Linked DNA regions of Homo sapiens: region 2 is linked to region 1. A link is a contact called in ENCODE Hi-C or POLR2A ChIA-PET data. All regions are on one chromosome and are shown on one strand. Each heading gives the region's core, a stretch centred on a gene start or an enhancer-like site at or near the end of the contact. The rest is flanking DNA. Distances are from core to core; before and after follow the strand shown.

The links. Hi-C counts contacts between places; a loop is a spot of excess contacts on that map. ChIA-PET counts read pairs that join two places held with the same protein, here RNA polymerase II (POLR2A). Pooled maps may share reads with other maps.
Region 2: a map of dorsolateral prefrontal cortex shows a loop between it and region 1 (2.8-fold over the local background). The contact joins the promoter of LINC01080 here to the enhancer-like site in region 1. A Hi-C loop is called at or near these places in 6 of 168 maps with a recorded cell type or tissue (Panc1, dorsolateral prefrontal cortex, heart left ventricle and 2 more) and 4 of 50 pooled maps. POLR2A ChIA-PET finds 5 or more read pairs at or near these places in 1 of 52 experiments (activated T-cell).

What each region holds. Positions count from the first base shown.
Region 1 is chr13:80,131,603-80,134,302 of GRCh38, forward strand. All of the region lies in intron 2 of LOC105370275 (a long non-coding RNA gene), which reads right to left. Among named protein-coding and RNA genes, the nearest start is that of LINC01080, 120 kb to the left of the region's middle. RefSeq lists an enhancer at 1,444-1,943. Within about 2 kb of position 1,318, at least 29 of the 41 ENCODE cell types and tissues checked have a DNase peak (open chromatin) inside an H3K27ac peak, as active enhancers do; they include Panc1 and dorsolateral prefrontal cortex, where a contact is called at or near this core.
Region 2 is chr13:80,009,826-80,012,525 of GRCh38, forward strand. It overlaps LINC01080 (long intergenic non-protein coding RNA 1080), which reads left to right and starts at 1,252. Exons shown (of 2, transcript NR_104138.1): 1 at 1,252-1,428.

The DNA of each region.
Region 1 (2,700 bases), core at 68-2,567:
CTTCCAGCAGAACTTTTATTTTGGGTTTTAAATAAGAGGGAAGCATTGTTGGAGAGACACAGTGAAATTACTGTGGAGAATGTATAATGGCTTTGAGGCTGATTGGGAGAAAATGTGTCCAGTTCCTGGATCAGAAAAGATAATGGTCACCAAAAGTAGTTCCCAATATCTCATATAAGCAAAATGTATCTCAATTCAGGTACTGTAGGTCGAGGGGGAACAATGGGTAAATGTGAATGTCATGTCTTTAAAATTCATCTTGACTTCTGGATTTATGCATTTGAAAGAGCATTAGTGGGGTTAAGTACATTATAAGGCTAGGGGATTGGGACTGAATCTTTTCTAATTCTGCAGAAAATACAATTCCCAGAATATTTAAACATAAAAGTTAATGAGTTAACCATGAGAATAATAGCATAGAATTTTCCCTTTAATTTTTTATTACAATTTAACAAATTTTTTATTCGAAGCAAATAATTTTTAATAAATGAGTACATCTGAAAAATAAAGCAGTCAAGCATTGCTTTTTAGCGTGAATACATACCTATTCTAAAAACTGCCCTATGTTTGTTAAAATTGCAAAATAAATATTTTACAACCTGAAGATTATACATAAGAAAAGACTGAATAACATGATGGGGTCATGACTATGCTAAAATGTTGGCTGAAAATAGTAAGAAAGAAAATTCTACATATGGTTAAGGTCTCAACAATCTCTTTTTAAAAGATGTTGGAAGAAGCCTGGAAGAAAATCCACTAAAGTGTTCTTAATGGTTGCCTTCAAATGGTGGTGTCATGGTTGAATTTTTTCAGCTTTATGTTTCTATTTCCATATTTCATATAATCTGCATGCTTTATTTTTACAATCCTTAGGGGGAGTAAAACAAACTTTCCATGAAATTATAACATAGAAGTATTCATATTTCTATTTCATTAGAGATGATATTCACACACCAAAAATTTGCCAGCTTTCTCTCCTTTTCTTTTTACTTGCTAATTTACTCTAATCTTACCAGGATTTTTTTTTTTTTTACTTCTTCTTAATCTCAATGAGAATTTTACTTTGAAAGAAGGAGCTCTAACTTTTTTTTTCCTACTCTAAAACAGTGTTTGTACTTTTTTCTGGACTCCAAGTTGGATGCCTTCACCAAAGTGGTTTCAAAGACTGGAACAAAAAAGCCTCCATCGAGGCCCTGGCTAGCACAGTCCCTGTTACTTTAAGAGTAGCATTCCACCTCCCCCTCACACCCACATACTTGTCCTCTCTTTGCACAGCAAGTGCCAAGCAGTGACATCTACTATAGTTTCTAGGACACGATGGTCTCTGCTCTACAGGGAAAAAGAGCGAGCGGGACAGAAAGAAGGCGGGTGGTGAGGGAGAAGGAGCACAAGCCCAGCTATGTTCCCAGAGGAGGAGTCACTTCCTCGCAATAATCCTGAGATGCTGTTTATGGCTGTTCTGCTGATATGAAGCCTGGAGCCGCAGGATGCAGCCTCCCCCTGGCTGTCCATTAATCACGAGGGGCTGTTACAGAGTGTACAGAGTGGGAGTTCTGCCTACAAGTGGCCTCTAACTGTCTCCAGCTCAATGAAATGAACCTGTGTGAAAACTTGTTTTATGAGAGATTGGTTTATTTGTAACTAAACTACTTCCTCTGTTATTTGATAAGATCAAATATTTGCTACTGATAATCTGAGAGTGTCACATTTATTATCCTGTTTCAGCCGTTGCCTAACTCCTTTGGAACTGACTCCGTTAACTCTTTGAGGGACAGCAGTAGGTTTTAGAGGACCGGTTTCTATTTTCTTTCAGCAAAGCCAATGCTATCTTTCAGACACTGAGTCAGCATTATTTTAGAACAGCTATGACATGTGAATCAAAAAGAAGCCTTTCTCTTCCAAAACAGAAAGCAGACAACCATAGTAACAGGAGGCTCTGATAAATTCCCTGGAGGTTCTGAAGCCACCATGAAAAGGAAGGAAAGGTATTCTGACTTACTAATATAAAAATGGTTTTGCACGTGCTAGGATTTCTGAAATCACACATTTTCAATATGTTCAGGATGACTTTCTATAGTTTGTTAGACCCTCAAATATCTATGTGGGGCATGATCTCTAAATCCGGCAGCATTCTGCATCTTGACACTTGGCCTTTTGGAGTCTGAGCTCATTTGCATTTGGCAGGACTTGATTTCCTGCTTTGACAGAACGGCGGTAAGGTGGTGGTGAAAGCCTTTACAGTGCTCCCTCGAAGGGCTCAAAGGACTTTCTGGATATATAAAATTATGTTTCCAAGAATTAAATGGACCAGAATGAGGCAGATTTTGTTTGAAACCAGGCTCTGTTACATGCAACACATCTGAAAAACTTACTTACACTGAAGCATCTCTCTTGACAGACTCATACTGGGACTGTTTTTCAGTTCTCTCACTCTCCAATCAGCTACACAGAGCTCTCAGTGAATGTAGAAGAGGCTAAGGAAATAACCACTTACGTGTGGCAAAATGTTCCAGCCTTGCAGAGATTTTCCCAAAATCATTAGACCCACCAAAATGCTTTCCACTGGCCAGGTCCACACCTTCCTCGTCAGATTTTCCATACTCCTCCAGCCTCCAAGTACTGTCCATTTGTATTTCCTAAGAGAGCCAGTCATTTATAGCTGAAAATGTAACCAAGTTTACTCTCATAAACCAGAGATCT
Region 2 (2,700 bases), core at 2-2,501, 120 kb before region 1:
TTCAGCAGTTTCTGTAAATTCTTACCTTGTTGCCAAAGAGTGATTTGAGGTTCAAAAGCAACTAGAGAATAGAGCTATTATTTCTTTGACTTTTCATTAATTCTGGGCCTTATGGTGACTGAACATCTTTCTTTCCAGAAGCTCAGAGACATTGTTTACTGAGCTGCTATGCTAATTTGTACTTTGGAACAAAGCTTGAGCTAGTACTTACTTCAGAGATGGTTCAAATGAATTGAGTAGAAGCAGTGGTACCCAGATCCTGTAGTTTTGGAGATTGCCAAAACCTCAACAACAAACTATTTGATGATTACTCTTAAATCTATACCTTTAGTCAATCTTTCTTCTGAATTCTAAATATATTAACTGTGCATAATATCCTCACCTAGAGGTTCCAGAGACACCTAAAATTCAACTTCTCCCATATGTATTTATAATATTCTACTCCAACCTGCTAACTCTTTGGTATTCTACATCTTGGTTAATGATTTACTTATCCACCTAGAAATCCCAGCCAGAAACCTGCCATCGCTGTTGATTCTTCCTCTTGTTCAGCATTTATACCCAATGAATCTCTCCTGACCATCAGTTCTACTTCCAGAAAGTCATTGAATCTGCCCGTTCTTCCAACCACTATCCTCATTTTCTCTCTCCTGGATTATTGTCATAGCTTCCTAATGGGTCTGCCTGTCTCCAGGGTAACCACTTTCCATTCCACCCACTGAACTGTGCCAGAGTGTGCTTTCTGAATAACAAATCTGATCTTGTCACTCACACAATTAAAATCCTCCAGTGGATCCCAGCCACTTACAGCATGAAAATTCAAACTCCAGAGCACAGCCACAAAGACTGTTTTTGATCTGGCTGCTAGGTCTTTCATCAGCAACCCAGGACAATCCTTCCTGAACTTCTCACAGTTTGGCCCCGCGTAATGCTCTCTTGTGTTTCTCCGGCTTTGCACGTGCAGTGTTCATGCCTGGAACAGCCTTTCTCTTTTCTACCCCCTAAACACCTACTCATCCTTCTAGATGTCGTTCAGTGGCACCTGTTCTGTGTAGCTCTTCCTATGCTCATCTGTGCATATTCTCAGTAGCAATCACATGCACATCCATATAATAGGTTTTACTTCATTGTATTTTAATTCTGTTTATATATTTGTTTCCCCCTCCTTTCTGTGAATTCATTTGAGCATTGTCTTTGTATTCCCAGCATCTAGCAGAGCGCCTGGCAGTAGAGTAGGGACTCAGTGCATGTTTGCTGAATATGAATGAATACCAAGGCAGCTGGTCTCAGTCAAACTGCAGCAACGCTGGGCATGCAGCTCAACATCCTCTGAGACTCTGTCCTCATTTTGCGAAATTAGGGACAACCAGACCTATCTTCCTGTCCTATCATAAGAATTAAAGAAGACATGGGAGTATTCCGTATACAGTAAGTTGATACTTGCATAAATATATTATATGTAAGATCATGTAATTATTGTGACCCATTACACAGTGAACAAGATATTTTTAAAAACTGATTTAGCAATACATATGGCACATAAGGACACTTCACAAAACAGACGTAGAATGTACCTGCCTTCTACTCTCATCCTGGTGAACTTATGCTCTAAAGTCTGGCTTCAGAGTTGGAGAGTCTCCCAAGCCTATCCTGTCTCCGCCCAAGCAGAACTTATCATGGTCCTCTCTAGGCTCCCTATATATCTGGTATATATTTCTCTTATATCTTGCACCACTGCATACAGTTTTTGTTTATGTGTTTGTCTTTTTCCCATTCTATTGGACCTCCTCAAGATGTTATCTAATTTTCCCAGAGCTGTTACTTCCCTTTTCTCAGTGATTACTCCTCTGCAAAGTGGGTCTCATTCAGATTCCCAGAACAAACTGAGGACAATATCCCACAGTTCCCCGGATTGTCCCTCCCCTGGATGAAGGGTATGGTGCTCTGGGAAGTACCCCAGGGTTCATGAGTTATTATCTGAATTCCCCTTGATGGCTGCCTAACTTGTGCTTCAGGCTCCAGGGTGTATTGGAGGTTTCCCAGGCATTTTGCAGCATGATTTATTTCAGAGCTTTAAATGGATGTGTTGTCCTTGCTTTCCCTCTCAGTATCAGCTCAAGTCTCTGTATGAGGCTTGGCACATTCTGTTTACTCCCCGGTTTACTCTTTGCTAATGTGCTGAGCTTTGCTCAGGAACCCTGAGCTATTCAGGGGCATATCTCCTGGACGACAACCAACAGCCTTCCTGGATCTCCTCCCATTCCTCCGCTCCTCTGCTCTCCTTCCTTCACTTCCTCCTCTGCCTTTTTTTCCCTCCTCCTCTTTCTATACTAAAATAGTTTTTTAAAAGCAGCCAATTGTCTTTGAAGATTTGCTCAGTGCCAGGCCTTGTGCCAAGTGCTGTACATGCATTATATCATTTTTCTTTGCAATAAATCTATGAGGAATTCCTATCAATGTCCTTTTTAAAAAAAAAAAAAAAAGATAGGACACTAAAGCTTAGAGAGATAACCTGACTTGGCAGACATTTCAAACCAATTGGGTCTGCTTGAGTCTAAAACTCTTGCTCTTGATCCAGATGATATTGTGCCTCTGAGTCATCACTGACCCCACCTCTGTCACGCTTTTCTGACTCCCACACTTTCCTCTGAGGCCTCTGCCCTACCACTGGTGGCACAGTTTTGCCTGCCTGTGACTTGG